Regions from separate parts of the Mus musculus genome. Here region 2 is linked to region 1. The links are chromatin loops, found by intact Hi-C in ENCODE. Cell type or tissue: gastrocnemius. All regions are shown on one strand.

Region 1 (8,000 bases):
AGCAACCACATGCTGGCTCACAACCACCCATAATGAGATCTGATGCTCTCTTCTGGTGCCTCTTCTGGTAACACTGAAGTCAGCTACAGTGTACTTATGTATAATAATAAATAACTTCCTGGGCCAGAGCAGGAAAGGGACTGAACGAGCTGAGCGAGTGGGGCTGGAGTGAACCCCAACCACATGAAGGTTCACAACCATCTGTACAGCTACAGTGTACTCACATACATAAAATAAATCAATCTTTAAAGCCAAACACCATGAAAAATAACATGACGGAAGTGATGAAGGAATAGGAGCAGTAAGATAAGGAAAAAGAGGAATCAGTTCTTAACCTTAGAAACTAGAGACGACTACCTGAAAGTGAGAACTTAGCCACGCTTAGAAGGGTAGAAGGATATGAAGACAAGCACGGTGGTAAGCATGCAGTCCTAGCTACTTGGGAGGCTGGGAGATAAGAGTCATTGAGCCTAGGAGTTCAAGATCAACCTGAGCAACTGACTACAGGGCAACAGTAAAGCATGATGCCATTTATGCGACCTGAGGAAAGTAACCAGACGTCTAAGCGATATCTCAATTCTGATTTAATTGATAACAAGCTGTAATGACCATCAGATAAGTTCTTCTCTGTTGCAGGTTTTCCCCTGTCCAATCACATTAGGGCAGTGGCAGGCCTGTGATTGGACAGGAAAAGAGAGGCGGAGCTAGGAGTTGGGAGAGACAGAGAGGTAGCATGAGGAGAAGGGGGAGAAGCCAACATGGAGGCAGACGGACAGGAAAAAGATCCTGATCCTTCGTGGTTTTAAACAACCACAAGTAGCTAAGATTTTCACAAGGTTAGAATAATTGGGGTAAAGCTTTTATCATTATCAATTGGCTCTGAAATTACCGTATTGGCATCTTGTAAATTGTGTTCTTATCGTTATATAAATCTGATTGGATAATTAAGCTTTAAGAGTCTTGTTTCTACCGGGCAATTAGGTGTTGAGATGGCTGATCGTGGGGTGTGTGGGGCGCAGCGTGAGCGAGGGTAACTCTGGGGGTAGGGGGGGCATCTGAGAGGTGGCCTGGTGGGAGCACTATGGCCACCAGGGGCCCGAGAGATGGTGGGCCAAGAAAGTTAGTGAGATCACCTGGCACTGCGGTTGGAGCGCGGGAGCGTGGTCTGGTTCCACTGAGAGTTGGTGGGTTTGTTTTTTTTTTTTTTTTTTAATATTTCCCACAACACTTCTCCTCAGAATCCATTTCCTCGTCTGTAACACAGGCATCGCAAAGTACACCTCAAAAATTAGTTGTATAAAACCTGATCTGGCACATGGTAGGACTAAATCCTTTCCTTATCCCCTTTTTTAGTTAGAACAGAACACACATCAGGGAATGATACCCCAGGGTAAGAGAAATTACTTGCCAACTAACAGAATAAAGACATCGGTGTTGGGAAGAGACAAAACAAAATAAGAAATCAACCTCAGGGGCATCTTAGGAGTCCTAAAATAGCAAATCCAGGACATATCCAAGTCTCAGCACACATTTCATTCTACTACCAGATGTCTTTCAGCCTATACTGCGCAAATAATACATCATAATATTTAGTACATGGAGAAATGGGAACCCACTCCTCTGTTCCTCAAGAAAGGCAGTCTTATGGCAACTGCTAGAACTCCAGGCAGCTGAGACAAAACCTAGTGCAAGGGAAGTATTGAGTCCAGCTGCCAATGTATTTTAATTAGTTCAACCTTAAAAGTCTATAACCATAGGAGATTTAAAAGGCCCCCAGGGAACCCCTCTGCCCTTCACAGAGTTCTGCCAATTAGATCTATTCAAGTGCCCTAATTTTCATCACTGAATTCTTTGGGGAATCAGACTCACCAAGTTGCAAGTTCTTTCTGAGAGTATAGCTCAAATGTTCAACTCAGAAAAACAGCTGTGTACAAGCTACCAGACAGACAGTAGTATCTAGTATATCCTGTGATTCTGACACCCATTATGTACAGATAAATTTAGCTAACAGAACTGTTCTCCCCAAACCCAGAGTCCTACTATAACCCATTCTCATAAAAACTATATCCCAACCTAATTCATGCTAGAATGCAAGGAAGACAAAGTTTTGATCCCTCAGTTCAAGAGTAACTTCATCACAATAATACTTGCATTTTTAAATATTTATATTAATTAATGGATCTTACTATTTTAAAAATATAAGTACTTGCACTCGCGCGCGCGCGTGTGTGTGTGTGTGTGTGTGTGTGTGTTTGTGTGTGTGTGTTTATTTGTTTGTTTAAGATAGTCTCTTGAGCTGGAGAGATGGCTCAGCGGTTAAGAGTACTGATTGCTCTTGCAGAGGTCCTGAGTTCAATTCCCAGCAACCACATGGTAGCTCGAAATCTGTAATGGGAAGCAATGCCCTCTTCTAGTGGGTCTGAAGGAAGCCACAGAGTACTCACATACATAAAATAAACAAATCTTTAAAAAAAAAAAAAAAGACATAGTCTCTCTGTATAACCCTGGCTGTCCTGGAACTCACCATGTAGACCTAGCTGGCCTTGAACTCACAGAGTTCCACTGTCTCTGCCTCCTAGGTGCTGGGATTAAAGGTCTGTACCACCATACCTGGTCATACATGCTTTATACTTTTTATTTATGAGTGTGTATATGTGTTGAGTGTGTTGGAGCCTGTGCAGAGATCAGAAGACAACTCTGTGCAGTTGGTTATTTCCTGCCACTTTCACGTGGATCGAAACTAAGGTCCGCAAGCTTGCACAGTAAGTGCTTTCCTACGGAGCCATCTCATTGGCCCAATGCTTATATTTAAAGGAGGGAGGGAGGGAAGATCCTCAGAAAAAGAAGTGATTTTAAAACTCAAAAGACAGCCGGGCATGGTGGCGCACGCCTTTGATCCCAGCACTTGGGAAGCAGAGGTAGGCAGATTTCTGAGTTCGAGGCCAGCCTGGTCTACAAAGTGAGTTCCAGGACAGCCAGGGCTACACAGAGAAACCCTGTCTCGAAAAAACAAAACAAAAAAAAATCTCAAAAGAGAGCTAAGGATATAGCAGTAGTAGAGTGCCTGTCTAGCATGTATAAGGCCCTGGGTTCAATCCCAACACCAAAAGAAAACAAAAAACAGACAAAGCAAAACCAAGTGTGCTAGTACAAGCCAAGTATCCCAACACTAAAATAGAGACAGGAGGATCCCAAGTTCAAAGTCATCCTCAGCTACACAGTGAGTTGAGGACAGCTTAGGATACAATAAGACTCTATATTTATCAAGTTAATTAAACTATTTTGTAGGCCTGTAGAGATTTTCTCAGTGGTTAGATTATATGCTGCTTTCAGAGAGGCCTGAGTTTAGTTCTCAGTTTCCACACTGGGTTCACTTACAGCACTGAAGTCCTCTCCTCTGCAACTGGACCAGCTGTAATGTCAGTGTAATACAGTCAGTCACTCTCCTGCTGTCAATTAAAACTTGTTTATAGACAGGGGTTTAATGCTGCATCCTTTAATCTCAGGAGTCAGAAGCAGATGGTCTCTAAGTTTGAGGCCAGCCTAGTCTACAGAATGAGTACCAGGACAGCCAGAGCTACAGAGAGAAACCAGAGAGCGAGAGAGAGAGAGAAAGAGAGAGAGAGATTGTGTTGGTTTATGGCTATAATCTCAGCACTTGAGAGGCTGAGGCTGACAGACTGCTAAGAGTACAAGGCCAGCCCAACCAACATGTTGAGTTCCAGGCCAGGTTGGGCTACGAGTGAGATGCTGAAACAAAAATAACAAATGAATGAAAGAACAAAAGAAAGGGAATGGGAAAAAGAGAAGCAGCCAGGTGTATAGTTTCTAGTACCAAGAAGCTAAGGCAAGAAGATCATGAGTTTGAGGTTAGCCTTGAGCTACATAATGAGACATTTTCAGACAGTGAAATGGAGAGAAAAAGTAAGGTGAGGCATGGTGGCATATGCCTTTAATCTCAGCACTTGTGAGGTAGGTAGATCTCGGTGAATTCAGAGCCATCCTGGTCTACATATTAAGTTGCAGGCTAGCCAGGGCTACATAATGAGAAAAGAAACAAAAAGAGGGGAGAAGGGAAGGGAGACCCAAGCTCTTTCAACCTTTTGCTGAGCATGGTAGTGCATTCTTAAAATCCAAGCATTTGGGAGATAGAGGCAGGAGAATCAGGAGAGAGTCCAAAGCCAGCTTATACTACATAATGAGTTTAAGGTCAGTTAGTGCTAATGAGGATCTATCTCAAAAACAATCAAAAAATAGAAACTGGCAAGGCATGGGCCTGAATTCAGGACTGTCTACCCCCATAACCCTTTCTGGTATTCCTAGAGCAAAGGCTCAGCTTTTGTTAGCAAACTTAATAGCAAAAAGTGATTTCAGGAACACTGTGGAGTATGGCCCCTTGCCCAGCATTTCAAATAAGGTCAGCTGCCCCACCACTTGGCACTCTTGGCTGCCATGGCATGATTGATCCATCTCCTTACTGAACTCAAAACACTAGTGTGGCTTCGACTCTTCTGACTATCGTTAAGTCCACCTATTCTGCCTCCACACAGACTCTTACCTCCTGTTCTCATAAACAGTTCCCAAGTCCCCTTTCTAAACTTTCTTTTTCCCGACAACATTTTGTAAACATTCGATTCAATTTAATCTTCCTAAATAACCACTTGGGTCCTGTCATTTCCCTGCTCAAAACCCACAAGGACTTTTCTCACTGCCTAAGAATAAAGTCTAAATTAAACCAGTGTGTCTCAACCTTCCTAATGCTGCAACCCTTAATACAGTTCCTTATGGTATGGTAACCCCAACCATAAAATTATTTTCATTGTTACTTCATAACTATAACTGTTCAGAACTGCTACTGTTATGAATCGTAATGAAAATATCTACTATGCAGGATATCTAATGTGCGATTTGATCCACAGGTTGCGAAGCATTGGACTAAACTCTTTAGCCTAACATCTGGAGCCCTCCATGACCTTTCTTCAATGAACTTTTTGTACTTCACTTTATAGCACTTTCCTGCATGGCTACCACACACAATCTGCACTACTATCACACAAACTCCCAGTTTTTCTCTCTCCATACCTTTGTTCATGACATTGCCTCTAACTGGAATGCTTCCCTTGACCTTCCTTATATTTCTGCCTTTGGTACCAGAAGACCCACTAAGCTGCTGCTTCTTCCACAAAGCTTCTCTAGTCTTGCTAGGTGCAGGTGATTCCTTCTTCCTTCAAACAGGACTAATAATACTTATCACACATCATTGAAGCAGTGCCTTGCACAATAAGAGAGCTGTAGTGAAAAATTTAAAAGATCACGTGGAGTGGGGAGAATTTGACTTGAAAGTACCAGGACTCTGATATCCAGAAGCTATGTCTTTTGTCTGGTTGGTTGGTCTTGTTTTTGTGTTAAGCCAGAGACTGAAGAGCTAGCTCAGCTCAGTGTAGCATTTTAGAGTGTTTACTGTTTTTCAGAAGACTCAGTTCAGTTCCTAGCACCTACACTGGAGGCTCACTACCACCACCTATAACTCCAGCTCAATAGTATCTGACACTTTCTTCTCCAGAGGCATCTCCACTTATACAGACACACACATAAACATAATTTAAAAAATTAAAAGCTAGCAGGGCACAGTGGTCCACACCTTTAATCCCAGCACTTGGGAGGTAGAAGCAAGTAGATCTCTGAGTTCCAGGTCAGCCTGGTCTACAGAGTGAGTTCCAGGACAGCCAGGGCTGATACAGAGAGAAACCCTGTCTCAAAACAAAACAAAACAAAACAAAACAAACAAAAAACCAGAAAAAAAATAATAAAAACAAGGCAGATTGATGGCATGTCTCTAATCCCAGAATACTGGTGCAGGCACATCTCTAATCTTAGGCCAGCCTAGTCTACTTAGTGAGTTCCTGGCCAGCCAGTGATACATAGTGAGACACTACCACAAAAAATAAAAGTAGGGTTGAAGAGCTGGCTCAGTGGCTAAGAGTGTTTGCTGTTGTTGCAGAGGACCAGGCTAAGTTTCCAGCACCCACATGGTAACTCATAGCCTTCTGCAACTTCAGTCTCAGGGGACCCAATATCCTCTTCTGACCTCACCTGACCTGCACATGATACACATATATGCATGCAAGCAAAACATTCAAACACTCATACGTATAAAATAATAAAATAAATAAATCTTTTAAAATTTAAATGAAAACAAAAACAAATCTAACAACAACAACAACAAAAACCACAAAAAAAAAAAAAAAAAAAAAAAAAAGCCAGGCATCACCCAGCAGACAGCTCATCAGGCAAAGCCATCTGCCTCCAAACCTTTTTCTATCCCCGTGATCCACAATAGTAAAAGAGCAAGAATATATTCCTGTAAATTGTCCTCTGATCACAACACATACATATGCCCACACACATACATGCATGTGCAGGTAAGGCACGCTAGCACTCATTTGTAATACACTAGGTGGTAAAGGCAGGCAGATCCTTGGAGCCTGCTGACTAACCGCTTAGCCTGGTCGGTGAGGTCCAGGGCAGTGAGAAGTCCTGTCTCAAAAGTTTGGTGGACAACACCTGAAGAACAACTACCAAGGCTGTACGCCGGCCAACACACACACACACACCTGCACATATACACATGACATAATAGAAATAATACAATATAAAGGTATCTTCCTTACTAATATAGAATAGGTAGCTCAGTTGATAAAGTGCTTGTTCAGCACACACTGGGTTCCAACCTCATACCAAATAAACAGGGAATGGAAGCAAACAAACACCTGTAATCCCAGCACTTGAGAGAGAAAAGCAAAAAAGATCAAGAGAGCTACATATTGAGTTTGAAGCTACCCTGGGCTATAGTAGAACCTTTATTTAATAAAATAAAACAATAGGACTGGCTCCTACTATTATTCTGAATATGTCTACTGGACACAACTGTCATATATAATGATATGTTAAATATTAACTGAAGTAAAGACACTGTGTGTGTGTGTGTATGTATGTGTATATATATATATATATATATATATATATATACATATATATATATATATATATGTATGTATGTATGTATGTATGTATGTATATATCCAGCCACCATCCTAAGTCTTATATCTAGAACAATCCAACCAGAATACTACTTTTGGAAGATACAAACTAAATATAAAAAGTAGCTAAACACTTCACCAAGTGATACTACCCACTCAAAATTCATAAGTAAAACAGTCTCCCTTCCTCTCTCTCCAACCCCCAAACTCCTAATTTTAGCTTCTTTCAGGCCACTTCAGTGGCAGAATAAACTAATGCCACTAACAGTTATACTGTTTCTAGTCAAAATGCTTACTTTCTTAAAATCCGGATAGCAGTTTCTTTCCCTTCACAGGAGATATTAAACAAAAATAGAATTACTTTTGGTCTTGAGATCAGATAAAGCTCAATTCAAATCCCCATTTAGTCTTCTTGAGAAAATTACCTTAAGTTCTCAGAAACATAGTGAACAATATATACCTGTAAAGGTTGTTATAGAGTTGTAAAGAATCTACCCAGAAGCTCAACAAAACCTAGCTATCATCATCATTCTTATCAATGAGTTGTGTTAATTACATATTTATCTTTAGAGATATGAAGTATGAGTTTCAGTGGCCTTTACCCTAATCAGCACAAGTTTCTTAAACAAGATCACTGCAAATTTGACCTCCAAATTCATAAAACACACAAACATGAGGCACATGTTTCTTTCTAAGCTAAGGAGAGATAGATAGACACACAGGCATCCCTCTTCCCTCGCTGGTATATTTTAGAATCTGGCTCTGAGAACTTGGCAAACACGGGCACATTTGTTTTACCGTACACTGTGGTGCTGAGAGTTCTGAGAGCTTCTTGAGAGGCCTGAGATAACCCAGAGAGGCCAAACAAGTACAGAGCTACTGAATCACACTTTGAAAACTAGAGACACGTGAGATTTGGAAGCCTGCCTGCCTGCCCGCCAGTGAGATTTCTGGTCATTA
Region 2 (8,000 bases), 110 kb before region 1:
AGTACACTGTAGTTGTCTTCAGACACTCCAGAAGAGGGCATCTGATCTCATTACGGGTGATTGTGAGCAACCATGTGGTTGCTGGGATTTGAACTCAGGACCTTCAGAAGAACAGTCAGTGCTCTTAACCACTGAGCCATCTCTCCAGCCCCTGTTTTGGTTTTTCAAAGCAGGTTTTTCTGTGTAGCCCTGGCTATCCTGGAACTCACTCTGTAGACCAGGCTGTCCTTGAACTCAGAAAGATCCACCTGAAAGGCATGTGCTACCACTGCCCAGCGGCTACCCATGCTTTATAAAGAGGCCCTATCTTTAAAACAAGAAAGCAAAAACTCAGATAGATAATTCTCTGATCGTAGGCAGGCATAACCATACCTGTTTTTTTTTTTTTTTTCAATCACTCTCACATGAACTACAAAGGTTGGCAATTTGGAATATGTCCCTTTATGCTCCTGCTTCCACTAAAATGTAATACAACAAAGGAAACCAGGAAAACACCTTGAGCACAGCAAAGTTGAAGGCAAAACTGATTTCACGCTCAGGACAAAGGCTTTGATGCTGAGTGGTTCTGAGAGTAGCTTAGACTATCAGGAGGTGGGAGGAGAAGGAGCCAGGAGAGAAAATGAGGTAGGTAGGCAGGTATATTGAATGTGCTCTGAGACTGTTTCTAGAAGACAAGATACCACAGACCCTTTGTGTAAACAAAGGGTATCTAGCTAGTCACTGCTTGGTTGAATGTCTAATTCCCAGTCAAAAATACATTGGAAGAAAGAAATTAATTTCCAAGAGATATATTCAAACCCTATGGCTTGAAAAGGATAATGGATTTAGTGTTAAGAAAAATTCTGAGGAAAGTAGAATGAATTAGCTATTATTACTGAAAATGAAAATATATCCTAACACATTATCAATGTAGTCATTTACTGTAGTTGGGAATGTCTGGTAATGAAGGGATAAGAGAGTGATACACATGAGGCAGACAGACAAGTGCCAGCCTGTAAAGTTCAGAAAACAACACAGCCCTGTAATTGTGCCAAGTGAGCATGGCCTCATCCAACACAAAGAGGCCTTTCTGCTTGGCGTGTAGAGTGAAAGGAAGGCACCTTTTTTGTTGGTAGAAAAGCCTGAGGCCAGCGGTGCTTCAAGGGCCTTTTGTCTACTAAGAAGACGCCTTAACACAAGCCTGGGCATAAATCCTTGGCATGTTCTAATCAGCACCCTCCACATGGAGACAGGCAAGACTCACTCTAGACCAGTGGTTCTCAGCCTCTGCATCAATGACATTTTGTTGGGTGGGGTTATCTTTATTGTAGGGGCTGTGCTCTGGATCACTGCAGGACATTTAACAAATATCTCTAGCATGTACCCAGTACATGCCATCAGATATCTCTAGCATGTACCCAGTACATGCCATCAGCAATGCTGCTGTTACAATAAAAACATCTGTCTTCAGGTACTGCTTAATATGTCCCTCAAAAGGCAAAACTGGCCCCACCTGAGAACCACTGCTCTAAATACTGCATTGAGGCAGAGGTTCTCTAAGGGGATGATTGTACCCCAAGGATGGCTTCTGACCAATCGATCCCTATACAGCTAAGTCATAGGGAAAGATATGGCTTCAGTGTCATGCCAAACCTCAAGGCAATGTTTTGTTTATTTGTTTGTTTTTAGCTCTATGTATTATTCAGTTACCCAGGCAGCAGCCCCATCTAGGCAGGGCTTGATAGCATGGTGTCATCCACCTAAAGTCACGGCAAACTGAACAACATAAGCCATAATGAGCTGTATCCTCCATGTTATCTGTATCTCTGATAGCAACTCTGAGTTTCAGCATGATCTCATGCAACAATCTAATTGAGACACCAGGGCCTCTGATGCCTAAGAGTCAAGTACCTGAAAGTTAAGTCTTATTCTACTTTCTCATTCCACTTTTTTAGTATTGTTAGTGTTTTTGTTTTGTTTGGGATAGGATCTCATATAGACAATATAGGTCCTCATACTTGCTATGAAGTGAAGGACGTCTGTACTCTGAGAGTGATAGGATTACAGGCATGCACCATCAGGCTCAGACTACATTCTCAACACCCCCCACCCCAAAATGGAAAGAATCTCTGGCCAAGGAAGGAAAAAGGCCATACACAGCAAGTATAGAGTGGCTGCTGACAATATGAGACTACAGAACTTGGCAAGAAGAGCTTATAAGAGATCAGGTACAGATTACAGGTGACAAGAATGTCCAAACCCCAAGAGGACATTAGACCAGGAAAACAGTATCCTAAAACCATGCACCTCACCAATCCTGTCTTGTGTGGTCCCTAGAATATCAAAGACATCATCTATAGGCAAAATGATGAACAACACTATACAGAATAAGAAAAGACTAAACTCTAGAGATTATAACAACACTCAAAAGAAAGATACACTTGTAGATATCGGGAGAACATGATTTATTGAATATATATGGTGCCACTGGTAGGTTCTTATGTTCCAGTAGATAGCCCCAACGTGTGTGTGTATGTGTGTGTGTGTGTATGTGTGGTGTGTGTGGTGTGTGTGTGTGTGGTGTGTGTGGGGTGTGTGTGTGTGTGTGTGTGTGTGTGTGTGTGTATGTGTGTATTATTAAAACAAACAAGCAAGAAGTTGGCAAACTGAGTGTTAGAATCAGGGGTGCTTAGGAGGACGGAGGACTACATGAGATAATATTTCATTGCATGCATGTGAAAGATTCTCAAAAATAAAAGTTTTAAAAGAAAGTAAGAATCTACAAGACAAGTAACTGTCATCTCCAATCTCTTTGTTTCTGGATATGTCTGGTTGCTTGGTTAGTTTTGTTTTTTGAAACAAGAGAAACATAGAGCTTACGCTATCTTCAATCTCACTATGTAACTAAGGCTGGCCTTGAACTCCTGATCCTCCAGTCTCCATTTCCCACATTCTAGGATTACAGGCATGTGTGTCTAGGCTTGGCCCTGCTAGCTTTGTATTATAAAATATATAATATAAATTTGAAGCTAAAGACTTTAATTTCCATCTCATCTAACATGGACAATTTGGGATAAATGACTTAACTGATATGAGCCAAAATTTCCCTTTCTTTAAAATATTCATTCTGCCACTCAATAAACATTTATTTAGTACTCTTCCAAGCTAGGCCCTGGAAACAGAGCAGAGCTAAGAAGGAGTTCCCTATTTCAAGTACTATAGCTTACAATCTAGCAATATCTATCAGTAGTAATTGCCTGCACATACATTTATTTTAAAAAGGAGTGCATTGCCTGGAGATCTAGCTCCACAGTTAAGGGAGCTAGCTCATTGCTCTTACAAAGGACCCTGATTCAGTTCACACCCACATCACAGGTCTCACAACAGGAATTCCAGTTCCACACATATAGTGTACATAAACTCATTCAAGCACACACACACACATACTAAGTAAAAGAATAAATAAATACTCCTTTTAAAAAATAGAGTGGGGCTGGAAAGATAGCTCAGTTGTTAAGGGCATCGAGTTCTCTTCCAAAGGACCTGGATTTAATTCCCAGCGCCGACATGCCAGTTCACACTGTCTGCAACTCCAGTTCCGGGGGACCTGACACCGTCACACAGACACGTGCAGGGAAAACAATGCATATGAAATAAAAATACATTTAAAAATAGCATGATCAGAATTTGGGTAAACAGAGATTCAGAACCACCAAAGAAAGAAATAAGAGCAATATCCAGAACTACAAAGTGTGGGTCATGCACAGAGAACACAGATTCCAGTTTGTCTGGAGTCCAAGGTCATAAATAAGGACAAGGAAAATAAGAAGCTGCTGAAGCTAAATGATAAGTTCTTGAAAGTAGGCCATCTCCAACTCAAGGATAATTCATGGAGGTAATTATTAAACACCCCCTACTTACTAGAACCTACTCCAGGACCTAGAAATATAGGAGAATACAAAAGTCACAGATCCTCTGGTGTTTATGATTCTGAGAGGAAAGGCAAAAAAGACGGTCCGAACTGAGTCCATGAGATGCTCCGTAGGTAAAAGTACCTAAAAACCACTTGCTATCAAGCCTGACAAACTGAGTTTCAGTTCCTGGGTCTTACAAAGTGAAAGGAAAAGAGCAACTCCTGCAAACCATCCTCTGACCTCTTACACAGTAAAAGAAGCTGGCATTATAGTCCCATGCTTTTAACCCAGGCAGAGGTAGATGGATCTCTGTGAGTTCAAAGTTAGCTGGTCTACATAGCAAGTCCCAAGCTGGCCAGGGTTACATAGTAATACCATGTCTTAAAAACAAATAAATAATATAATAAATATATAAAAATGAAAAATCTACAATAAAAACATCAAGTGGTAATACAGTACAATTAAGAAAAACTAAGCAGTAAGAGAATAAATGTAAACAGAAAAGTCTTTTTAAGGAAGGAAAGGCCTCTCTGCTGCCGTGCCATCTGATTAGCTGAGGTGGAGCTGTGAGTCATGTGGATACGTGGGGTAAGGGCACATCAGCGGAAGGAACAATAAGTCCCTCCTAGCACTCCAGCTATAGCTATCCTCCAGGCATGTGCCGAGGCAGATCCTGGGCCTTGGCCAATCTTTTCTCTTGCCAGGGAAAGAATACGCAATAAGAAACGAGTCCTGAGTCAGTATCTCTTTCCTATAATGGACTTGTGGCGCCTGTAGATGAAGCCCTCATCTACTTCTGTGGTTTCAAACCCTCACCCCAAGAGAACGACGTCTATTAGGGGAGTTGCCAACCCCTTTTTGAGTCTCCTCACACAGCTATTAGTGCACTGGCTGGTCACCTCGTCAACCTCAGTTAGTCATCTGGTTTGACAGTCAAATATGGCCTGACAGTTACAAATGTGGGCTTTGTAATCATGTGTCTTGAACCAAACATCACTTATTAAATGTAAGATCCCAGTCTCATTTTTGTTACTTATAAAATGGTGATAAGTAGAGTTTTTAGATGGTGTGGTAAAGACATAAGGAACCTCTTTTCCAATAGTAAGTGCTAAAGAAATAGTAGCTGGCCAACAATGGTGGTACAAACCTGGGATCCCAGCACTTGGGAGGTGGAGCCAGAAGGATCAGGTATTCAAGACCTGCCTCAGCTACATCTGCTATCATCACCATTTGTTTATTCACTCATTCATCAATATTTTATTAGTACTCCCTGTTGAAGCTGCTAGGGTGCATCACGAGCACAGAGATGAATCTTCATGAACTCCATCCTTAAGAGCTCTCTCTGAATGAACTTGCAAGAGTAAATGAATGAATAAGACAGTGTGGTAAGTGCTCTCTTTGAGAAATAAGGTGATAAGGAGGCTGAGAGAGACATGGAACTAGTTGACAGAAAAGGCATCACAAAGCTTACTTGTAGGCTAACCTAAAAAATTAAAAAGGGGCAGTAGAGATGGTTCAGTGGTTAAGAACACTGTCTGCTCTTCCGCAGGAATTAGGTTCATTCCCAGCACTCACGTGGTAGCTCACAGCCCTCTGTAACTCCAGTTCCTTCTCTGGAGATTTGACACTCTCTTCTGGCCTCTATGGGCTCCAGGCATACACATGGTGCACAGCCATACATGCAAGCAAAGCACCCATATACACAAAATAAAAGATTTTAAATTTAGTTGAACAACTGAGTTTTCTAATCTATTCTATGAACAAACCAGCTATACAATCCTCCCAAAATGGCTCCTCCTAAGGATGGGATGTAACCTGGAACTGAGTTGTCTAAGAGGTTCCCTTCCTACTGCCATCTGGGAATCTTAGTTCCTAGTATGATGTCAATATCAAACCCCAAAACATCATTGTGAAAATATCTGGGTCTTGGGCCTAGGCCTCCGACGAGAGGCCCACTCCACTAGGTTACTATGCAAGCCTCTGGTCTATTAAACACCATAAGGACATACTATTAAAGGCCCCATACAGAGCTACAACAAAGCACAGAGAAAATCAGGCTAGAGAAATATTGGCGGGGTGGCTGCACAGCAGCAGGACAACCTTGAAGCTTTGGGATGTGAAAAAGTAAGATGGGACAATGGTAGAGACAAGGACAAACTTTTGACTTCTTTCCTAATCTGAGCTGATTTCAGTACTAAGTGTTAGAAAGTGGGATCATATAAAATGCTGACTTCAAGCAAACTGATAGGGAAACTGGCAGGGTAACAGGCTGTAATTAATGTGTTAAGTGCAATGATGATATAAACATAAGAAGTCAGGGGGACACAACACACAGTATCTAGACTGTGGTTTTTCAGGAAAGATTTCAAAAGGAGCTATCTAAAGAGAATGTTTGTTTGAAGCAGGATCTGAGGTAGCTAAAAGTGGCCTCTAAGTCTCTATGTAACCAAGAATGATTTTGAACTCCTAACTCTCTTGCCCCTATTTCCTAAGTGCTTAGCTTACAGGAGTGTGTCATTATACATGATTCACACTGTTCTACTGAGAATATTACCTAGAGTTTCATGTATATTGGGCTAGCATACTACCACTTGAGGCCACTTCCCTTTTTGAGAGAGGGTATCTCTATGTAGTCTTGGCCGTCCTCCTGGAGTTCACTATGTAGACAAACAAGACTGGATCTCCTGCCTCCTGAGTGTTATGACTTATTTTTTTCAAGACGGGGTTTCTCTATGTAGCCCCAGCTGTCCTGGAACTCACTCTGTAGATCAACCTTGAACTCAGAGATCTGCCAGCCTCTACCTCCTAAGTGCTGGGAATGAAGGCATGTATTAACACACCCAGCAGTCTTTTTTTTTTAATTAGGTATTTTCTTCATTTACATTTCAAGTCCCCCATATCCCCCCCCACTCCCACTTCTTGGCCCTGGCGTTCCCCTGTACTGAGGTATATAACGTTTGCACGACCAATGAGCCTCTCTTTCCACTGATGGCCAACTAGGCCATCTTCTGCTACATATGCAGCTAGAGACACGAGCTCCGGGGGGTACTGGTTAGTTCATATTGTTGTTCCACCTATAGGGTTGCAGATCCCTTTAGCTCCTTGGGTACTTTCTCTAGCTCCTCCATTGGGGGCCCTGTGATCCATCCAATAGCTGACTGTGAGCATCCACTTCTGTGTTTGCTAGGCCCCGGCATAGCCTCACAAGAGACAGTTATATCAGGGTCCTTTCAGCAAAATCTTGCTAGTGTATGCAATGGTGTCAGCGTTTGGAGGCTGATTATGGATTGGCTTTTTGAGACAGGGTTTCTCTGTATAGCCCTGGCTGTCCTAGAACTCACTTTGTAGACCAGGCTGGCCTCGAACTCAGAAATCCATCTGCCTCTGCCTCCCGAGTGCTGGGATTAAAGGCATGTGCCACCACGCCCAGCTTCCTTTTTTTTTTTTTTAAGAAAGAAAGAAAAGAAGAAAGGAAAGGAGGGAGGGAGGAAAGGAAAGGAAAGGAAAGGAAAAGAAAGGAAAGGAAAGGAAAGGAAAGGAAAGGAAAGGAAAGGAAAGGAAAGGAAAGGAAAGGAAAGGAAAAAAGGAAGGAAGGAAGGAAGGAAGGAAGGAAGGAAGGAAGGAAGGAAGGAAGGAAAGAAAGAAGGAAAGAAAGACAGACAGACAGACAGAAAGAACCTCATCATGTAGACCAGGCTAGCTTCCAATTCAAGTCAATTTTCCTGCCTCAGTCTTCCAAAAGCTGGCATTACAGGTGTGAACATACGTGCCTAGTAATGTATTTTAAATTTAAAAACACACATCAAGTCCTGGGGATATAGCTCAATGGGAGAGCACCTTCTGAGTTCAATCTGAAGTACTTTGAAAATAAAATAATCAATAATGAAAAGAGACAGAAAAAGATACACTAAACTATAACAGGTGGAGGACCTATACCTGGAACCTGTAGGTGTGACTTAGCAGAGGGAAGTTTGGTCATTTATGGATATTAGAAGCCCAGATCACTTTATCATGCACTCCCTCTTTGCTTTCCAGTCACCGCAAAGTAAACAGTTTCCCTGCCAAGTGATCTCTGCCTGAATAGAACACCTTACAGACCAAAGGCAA

Evidence for each region. Hi-C counts contacts between places; a loop is a spot of excess contacts. Peaks named below come from ENCODE experiments on the same cell type or tissue, not always from the same donor. Only the 100,000 strongest peaks of a DNase experiment are listed, where the experiment ranks them.
Region 2: it touches region 1 in a loop (2.6-fold over the local background); 3 of 42 quality-filtered maps call a loop at or near these places.

The regions. Positions count from the first base shown.
Region 1 is chr7:102,282,349-102,290,348 of GRCm38, reverse strand. All of the region lies in intron 1 of Stim1 (stromal interaction molecule 1), which reads right to left. Among named protein-coding and RNA genes, the nearest start is that of Stim1, 19 kb to the right of the region's middle. In gastrocnemius, no CTCF peak of the experiment used is centred here; a DNase peak (open chromatin) is centred at 4,413; H3K27ac peaks cover 454 bases.
Region 2 is chr7:102,392,600-102,400,599 of GRCm38, reverse strand. The region is part of intron 3 of Stim1 (stromal interaction molecule 1); the gene reads right to left. Among named protein-coding and RNA genes, the nearest start is that of Rrm1, 45 kb to the left of the region's middle. In gastrocnemius, no CTCF peak of the experiment used is centred here; a DNase peak (open chromatin) is centred at 4,640; H3K27ac peaks cover 2,014 bases.